Linked DNA regions of Homo sapiens: region 2 is linked to region 1. Evidence: chromatin loops called from intact Hi-C (ENCODE). Cell type or tissue: IMR-90. All regions are shown on one strand. Links, peaks and the distances in the headings refer to the core of each region. The heading gives the core; the rest is flanking DNA.

What was found. Hi-C counts contacts between places; a loop is a spot of excess contacts. Peaks named below come from ENCODE experiments on the same cell type or tissue, not always from the same donor. Only the 100,000 strongest peaks of a DNase experiment are listed, where the experiment ranks them.
Region 2: it touches region 1 in a loop (14-fold over the local background); 2 of 110 quality-filtered maps call a loop at or near these places.

Annotation. Positions count from the first base shown.
Region 1 is chr16:21,582,463-21,586,860 of GRCh38, forward strand. No RefSeq gene overlaps it. Among named protein-coding and RNA genes, the nearest start is that of METTL9, 15 kb to the right of the region's middle. In IMR-90, for the core only: a CTCF peak has its summit at 1,706 (motif pointing right); no DNase peak of the experiment used is centred there.
Region 2 is chr16:21,799,939-21,804,336 of GRCh38, forward strand. It overlaps the pseudogene RRN3P1. Among named protein-coding and RNA genes, the nearest start is that of NPIPB4, 56 kb to the right of the region's middle. In IMR-90, for the core only: a CTCF peak has its summit at 2,076 (motif pointing left); no DNase peak of the experiment used is centred there.

The DNA of each region.
Region 1 (4,398 bases), core at 122-4,121:
TGCCCAGCTACTCTGGAGGCTGACGCAGGAGAATCGCTTGAACCCGGGAGGTGGAGGTTGCAGTGAGCTGAGATTGCGCCACTGCACTCCAGCCTGGCAACAGAGTGAGACTCTGTCTCTAAATAAATAAATAAATATCTCATTAAAAATAATTTTAAGACGTTTAAGGCCAGGCGCGGTGGCTCACGCCTGTAATCCCAGCACTTTGGGAGGCTGAGGTGGGTGGATCACGAGGTCAGGAGATCGAGACCATCCTGGCTAGCACGGTGAAACCCCGTCTCTACCAAAAATACAAAAAAATTAGCCGGGCGTGGCAGCGGGGGCCTGTAGTCCCAGCTACTCGGGAGGCTGAGGCAGGAGAATGGCGTGAACCTGGGAGGCGGAACTTGTAGTGAGCCGAGATTGCGCCACTGCACTCCAGCCTGGGCGACAGAGCTAGACTCCGTCTCAAAAAATAAATATATAAAAAATTAAAAAAAAGACGTTTAAGTACTTTTTAATTATATAAATTACATATTACTTTTGCTGAAGATTCTGAATCAGTATACCTGGGATAGCCAAGGAAGCTGCATTTTAACCAGCACCACAGGTGATCCTGACGCTAGTGATCTGAGGCCTGTTTTGAAAAACACTAATGCGCTGGCCAACATGGTGAAATCCCGTCTCTACTAAAAATACAAAAATTAGCTGGGTATGGTCGCGAGCGCCTGTAATCCCAGCTACTTGGGAGGCTGAGGCAGGAGAATCACTTGAACCCAGGAGGCAGACGTTGCAGTGAACCGAGATTGTGCCACTGTACTCCAGCCTGGGTGACAAGAGCTAAACTGCATTTCAAACCAAACCAAACGAAACCAAACCAAAAAAACCACTAAGGCGGCTGGGCACAAGAAGAATTGTCTTGGGCCGCACATAGAATACACTAACACTTGCTGGGCATGGTGACTCACGCCTGTAATCCCAGCACTTTGGGAGGCCAAGGTGGGCGGATCACCCGAGGTCGGGAGTTCGAGACCAGCCTGACCAACATGGAGAAACCGCGTCTCTACTAAAAATACAAAATTAGCCAGGCATGGTGGTGCATCCCTGTAGTCCCAGCTACTCGGGAGGCTGAGGCAGGAGAATTGCTTGAACCCAGGAGGCGGAGTTTGTGGTGAGCTGAGATCACATCATTGCACTCCAGCCTGGGCAACAAGAGCGAAACTCCATCTCCAAAACAAAACAAAACAAAACAAAAACCTCTAAGATCAGACGCAATGGCTCATGCCTGTAATCCTGATACTTTGGGAGACTGAGGCAAAAGGATCCCTTGAGGCCAGGAGTTTCAGATCAGCCTGGGCAACGAGGCAAGACCATCTCTGCAAAAATATCTTTTTTTTTTTTTTTGAGATGGAGTTTCACTCTTGTTGCTCAGGGTGGAGTGCAATGGCACAATCTTGGCTCACTGCAACCTCCACCTCCTGGGTTCAACCAATTCTCCTGCCTCAGCCTCCTGAGTAGCTGGGATTACAGGCACGCACGTGCCAACACGCCTGGCTAATTTTTTGTATTTTTAGTAGAGACGGGGTTTCACCATGTTGGCCAGGCTCGAACTCCTGACCTCAGGTTATCCACCCGCCTCGGCCTCCCAAAGTGCTGGGATTACAGGGGTGAGCCACTGTGCCCGGCTTGCAAAAAAAAATTTTACAAAAGTAAATAAACACTAGGAGGCGGTAAAGCATTGTGGTGAAGAATGAGGGTTCTGCAACCCGACTGCCTAGTTTAAAATCCTGCTTCGGCCAGGCACGGTGCTGTAATTCCAGCACTTTGGGAGGCTGAGGTGGAAAGATCACTTGAGCCCAGGAATTCGAGACCAGTCTGTGCAATGTAGCAAAACCCGGTCTCTACAAAAAATACAAAAATTAGTTGGGCATGCCTGGGTATGGGTGCGTGCCTGACGTCCCAGCTGCTCAGGAGGCTGAGGTGGGAAGATCACTTGAGCCCGGGAGGTAGTGGTTGCAGGGAACAGAGATCATGCCACTGCACTCCAGCCTGGGTGACAAAGACCCTGTCTCACAAAAAAAAAAAAAAATTCCTGCCTCAACCACTTATTTATTTATTCACTGTAAAAGCAATGGAAGCTTTCTCTGCCTTAGATTATTTTCTATAAAAAGCTGGTAATAATAGTATCCACCTCATTTGATTGTTAGGAGGATTAAAAGAGATGGCAGACCAGGCGTGCTGGCTCACGCCTGTAATCCCAGCACTTTGTGAGGCCAAGGCAGGTGGATCACTTGAGGTCAGGAGTTTGAGACCAGCCTGGCCAACATGGTGAACCCCCGTCTCTGCTAAAAATGCAAAAGTTAACCAAGCGTGGTGGTGCACGCCTATAATCCCAGCTACCCAGGAGGCTGAGGCAGGAGAATCGCTTGAACCCTGGAGGCGGAGGAGGTTGCATGAGCTGAGATCGAGCCATTGCACTGCGGCCTGGGTGACAAAGTGAGACTCTGTCTCAAAAAAAAAAAAAAAAAAGATGGCATATGGAAAGCACTAGCACAATGTCTGGCGCTTAGTGGTGCTGTCACTGTTCTAAGTGACATGCGGTACCCTTGCAGTGCTGTTGTAGGAGGCTTTCTTTCATGGAGAGTAGGCTGTGGCCCAGATCTAGAATGTCATGGAGTAAAAATATATCTATTTCCATTTCATTTCTAGAGTTGTTTTTTTTTTTCCCTCCCAGGTACTTCACAGTAGACCGGGCAAGCCTTACAGTATGAAACAGAGCAGGTGTGTGTGTGTGTGTGTGTGTGTGTGTGTGTGTGTGTGTGTGTGATGAACATACAGGGGTAAGAAAGGCAAGGATTTTTATTTCAGGTCATAAGAAGGTGATAATTTGTCAAGCACATAGTTCTCAAAGGAAAAGATCATCTCCCTTTATAAACATTGTCACAGGTATGGTACTATTTATAATAAATTCTTGTTTTACGGAGGATTATGGAACTCTGAATTTGTGAGACTTGGTTTTTTAAAGAAAACAAAGAAAATTATACCACTTCTGTTGCATTACTAAGTACAGATGTATTTATATTAGAATTTGGAAAAAATTCACATAATTCATAATTCACCAAAGAAAGTAAGCAGGTGATGGTCCATACCTTTACGCATGGGTGGTCTTGATTGATTAGTATTTATTTATTTACTTACTTTCTTTTTATTTTTTGAGACAGAGCTTCGCTCTCTCACCCAGACTGGAGTGCAGTGGCATGATCTCAGCTCACTGCAAACTCCCCTTCTGGGTTCAAGCGATTCTCCTGCCTCAGCCTCCCGAGTAGCTGGGACTACAGGTGCGTACCACCACACCCGGTTAATATTTGTATTTTTAGTAGAAACAGGGTTTCGCCATGTTGGCCAGGCTGGTCTCGAACTCCTGACCTCAAGTGATCCACCCACCTCGGCCTCCCAAAGTGCTGGGATTGTAGGCGTGAGCCACCACTTCTGGCCAATTGATTACTATTTTTAAAGACAAGGTAGTTGGGATTATGTGATTTTTCCAAAATCACGTGGAAAGTGTAAAGGAAATACTAGAATGTGGGCTTCCTGCCTCTTGATATAAATCAAGCATGTCCAACCCATGGCCTGTGGGCCACATGCGGCCCGGGATGGCTTTGAATGCAGCCCCACACAAATTTGTAATCTTAAAACTTCATGAGATTTTGGCCCGGCGAGGTGGCTCACACCTGTAATCCTAGCACTTTGGGAGGGCGAGGTGGGCAGATCACCTGAGGTCAGGAGTTCCAACTCCTGACCAATATGGCAAAACCCCGTCTCTACTAAAAATGCAGTGCATGGTGGTAACGTGCCTGTAATCCCAGCTACTCGGGAGGTTGAGGCAGGAGAATCACTTAAGCCTGGGAGGCGGAGGGCAGAAGTTGCAGTGAGCCCTGATTGTGCCACTGCACTCCGCCTGGGCAATTGTCTCAAAACTGTCTCAAAACAAACAAAACCACATTATGAGTCTTTTGCATTTTTTTTTTATGAGAAGGAGTCCCTCTCTGTCACCCAGGCTGCAGTGCAGTGGTGTGATCTTGGCTCCCTGCAACCTCCACCTCCCAGGCTCAACCAATTCTCCTGCCTCAGCTTCCCGAGTAGCTGGGACTACAGGCGTGTGCCACCATGCCTGGCTAATTTTTGTATTTTTAATAGAGACAAGTTTTCACCATGTTGCCCAGGCTGCTCTTGAACTCCTGGCCTCATGTGATCCACCTGCCTTGGCCTCCCAAAGTGCTGGGATTACAGGCATGAGCCACCATGCCCAGCAAGTGTTAGTATATTCTGTGTGTGGCCCAAGACAATTCTTCTTCTTCCAATGTGGCCCAGGGAAGCCAAAAGATTGGATACCCCTGACCCCTGATGTAAATGTTTACT
Region 2 (4,398 bases), core at 245-4,244, 220 kb after region 1:
ATAGGTTTCTTTAAATAATACCCATGGGTACAGAGGAAAAGCAAAGAAAGGAAGGATAAGGATGGGTGCGTAGGAAGACAACCTTCCAATTACAAGGCAGAGTAGCTCTGACCTTCTAGGAACAGGTGAGCCCCTAAGAACGTCCCAAGGGATGGAAAGCAGGTTCTCCTAACCATCTCAAAGGCACCCCTCTTAGGGTGATTGGCCAAATAGGACATGTTCACCAACACGTCTCAAGAGAAAGACAGTCTGGTGGACTTCAGTATTCCCTGATGCATCCAGTCAAGTCCTATGGGTGAATAATTTTGTTCTTGGGGAAGGGTTTCAACAGCATCCTTGTCCAAAGATATCTTCATGGGCCACTGAAAGAAACTGGCCTCCTAGATAGGTCTATTACCTTTAAAAGGGTTTTTCTTCAGCTTTAACAGATACAATAGATTTGGAATGCAAATGAAAAAAATGACAAACCTACAAAAAGAATCAAAACAGTATACAACACTGTCCTCTATCCACAAAACAAATGGATCTTTAAGTGCAACCACACAAAAGAGATGACAAAAGCCTTACATACAGGGTTTTATATATAAAAAAGGAGACACTTTATTCTAAAATCACCACTTAGAAATATAAACATCTTGCACAGAGTAGGAATTTTATTCACTTTAAAAACATGCCAAAAACATATGGGAGATATTTCTGACTTGAGACAATGCTATACTCTTTTTAAAGCATGATATTAAAAAGTACTCGGCAAATTAGGCTACTTACATAAGAGAAATAAATTTAGCTCTTGCCAAAAAGCTTCCAATATAATTTCCAGCAGCCTGCCTGATGATGGCAGGATTACTTGGATCCTGCAAGTTTTTCCAAAGATGTTCCAAAAATGCCTCTGCGAATCCCTATAAAAAGAGAGGGCATCGGTGTGATATTTTTTAATGCCTAAGATAATCTGACTATCAAAATCCCAAGATTTTTACTTCACCAATGTAGGGAAAAGTTCTACTATCTCATAACTATCTCATGGGCTTCATTTTTAAAACACGTTGAGAGAATATCATTAGAAACAAAAGGCACCTCGGGTGTTAAATAATCCAATGGATCCCAAACCTAGCTAAGCATCAAAATCAACCCAGGGCCAGGCACAGTGGCTCACGCCTGTAAATGTAATCCCAGCACTTTGGGAGGCCGAGGCGGGTGGATCACCCAAGGTCAGGAGCTCGAGACCAGACTGGCCAACATGGAGAAACCCTCTCTCTACTAAAAATACAAAAATTAGCCAGGCGTGGTGGCAGGTGCCTGTAATCCCAGCTACTTGGGAGGTTGAGGCAGGAGAATCACTTGAACCCAGGAGGCAGAGGTTGCAGTGAGCTGAGATCATGCCACTACACTCCAGCCTGGGTGACAGAGTGAGACTCCATCTCAAAAAACAAACAAACAAAAAACAACAAAAAATTCAACCTGGGAGGTACAAATTCAATAGGTTTGTGACAGGGCTTTGGAATCCACATATTATAAAAACTCTTCAAGTGATTCCAATGTCAGCCAGAACTAGTGACCAACAATAATTCACATCCCATGGAGCTCCACATGGGCACTCCTGTGAGTGCAAAGCACCTTCCGGTCTCTGGACACACTGAACTCAACCATGAACAGAAATACGGACTAATGTACAGCTGGTATTTGAGTTAATTATGCCAATCATGGAAAAAAACAGACACAGCTTCTCACCAAAGGGTGTAACTTCCAACTTCTCCTAAATAGCGCTGTTCTAAAGCTAGGCACGCCCATGTGGGCAGACTGAATTCAACCTTCTTTCCCATGACCAACACTCTCCTGACCTCTAGGAAGCCACAAAATCGTTGCAGAGAAGGAAAAGCCTTCTATATTCTTTCCCCCACCAAAAAAAAAAAGAAGAAGAAGAAGAAAAGTCAAAGCCTAAAGTTTTTAAAATTCTAGATTAATAAGTTGGTTTGGGCTAGTTACAACTCAACCCTTGGAAAGAATAAAGGAAATACTGTTAATTACCCCATATGAGATTTTAATAGAGAAAGGCTTAAGGGAAGACCACCACCTAGTGACCAAAGGCAGGATGACATTTTCAGAGCACCTAGCTGGGCTGGCAGGCAGCAATCTGTTTTCTCTCCAAGTGTACTGAGAAGGGAACGTGGGCCAGGCACAGTTGTTCACACCTGTAATCCCAACGCTTTGCGGGGCAGGAGGCGGGCAGATCACTTGCGGTCAGGAGTTCACAACCAGTCTGGCCAACATGGTGAAACCCCGCCTCTTCTAAAAACACAAAAATTAGCCAGGCATGGTAATCTGTGGTCCCAGCTACTCGTAAGAAGTAATGCTATAAAGTGTACAAGTGGTAAAATGCAGAAATTAAACAGTTATGCTTTTCCATTAGCCACGCCCTCACAGACAGCATCTGGCTTACAAAAACAAACACTGAAAGTTACAACAACAAAAGTGAAACATACTTCACCAAACCCAAATTCAAAGCCTTGGAAATAGACCAATTATGCTAAGTGCTAAATGACATGGCAGCAAATTACTCATATAAGGAATCGTTTTCAAGTTTGCTAAACTATTTTAATTCTTTCAATCTAAAGCCTTAACAAAGATGAGCAGCACTAGCTGTTTCCACCCTTTGATTATGATAAACTTCATCTCCACTTTCATTAATAAACTGCTAACCATATTAAACAATCCTTCCGTGGAATCTGTCCCACCACAAGTTTGATTTGCTGTTTCTTCAGCATCTTCAATACCCTGCCGGGATGCATTCACCTATAACAAAGGGGGGGGAAAAAAGAATAAAAGGATTTAAAAAATACAACTATGTTATTTTGGGATGGAAATTCATCTGATATACACACGTTCAAGGTGTCCAGATTAGTGCCTTATATCACACCCCAACACAATACACAATTATGGTGCAAGCCTGTAAACTGACCTAGGTCATGAAGGAATTTAAATATAATAAACCAAGCCCCTTTTACTACATACTTATATAAAATCGACAACTATCACATGATGCTCTATGTCAGGTAGCCTCAACAAATTCAACATTTATTCTAGCTCTGATATGGTCTGGCTCTGTGTCCCCACCCAAATCTCACTTTTTTTTTTTTTTTTTTTTGAGGCAGAGTTTTGCTCTTGTTGCCCAGGCTGGAATACAATGGCAAGATCTTGGCTCACCGCAAACTCCGCCCCCCAGGTTCAAGAGATTCTCCTGCCTCAGCCTCCTGAGTAGCTGGGATTACAGGCATGTGCCACTGTGCCCAGCTAATTTTGTATTTTTAGTAGAGATGGGGTTACTCCATGTTAGTCAGGCTGGTCTCGAACTCCTGACCTCAGGTGATCCACCGGCCTCAGCTTCCCAAAGTGCTGGAATTACAGGCATGAGCCACCACGCCTGGCCCCAAATCTCATCTTGAATTGTACTCCTGTAAGTCCCACATGTTGTTGGGGGGGGGACTGGTGGGAGATAATTTGAATCATAGGGTAGGTTTCCCCCATACTGTTCTCATGATAGTGAATAAGTCTCACGAGATCTGATGGTTTTATCAGGGGTTTCCACTTTTACATCTTCCTCATTTTCTCTTGCCGCCACCATGTAAGAAGTGCCTTTCACCTCCCGCCATGATTCTGAGGGCTCCCCAGCCATGTGGAACTGTAAGTCCAATTAAACCTCTTTTTTGGCCAGGTGCAGTGGCTCACGCCTGTAATCCCAGCACTTTGGGAGGCCGAGGTGGATGGATCATGAGGTCAGGAGATTGAGACCATCCTGGCTAACACAGTGAAACCCCATCTCTACTAAAAATACAAAAAATTAGCCGGGCATGGTGGCACGTGCCTGTAATCCCAGCTAATCAGGAGGCTGAGGCAGGAGAACTGCTTGAACCCGGGAGGTGGAGGTTGCAGTGAGCCGAGATCGCACCACTGCACTCCAGCCTGGGCAACAGAGCGAGACACCATCTCAAACAAACAAACAAAAACATCTCTTTTTCTTCCCAGGCTCAGCTATGTCTTTATCAGCAGTGTGAAAATGGACTAATACAATCTCTATGCACAAGACACTCACAGACACATTGTGTAATAAACATATCGTCAATCAATTGAGCAGAAAAATGATGAACTGCAAGCCAAATGTGCATGATGCAATATTTATTTTGGTATATCACCATTCAAATATCTTAACATACCACTCAAACCATGCCATTTTTTATTAACTATGCCTGACCTTCTTTGTAAACATTCTAAAATGTTCCTTAAGTATATACCAGAGAAAGACTATAAAGAGTACATATACAGTTGGCCAGAGAGGTGCAACTCCAAGGGAGCACTGCACCAGTGAGCCCAAGCTCCAGCTCTTCTAAGACCTTGTTCCATCTT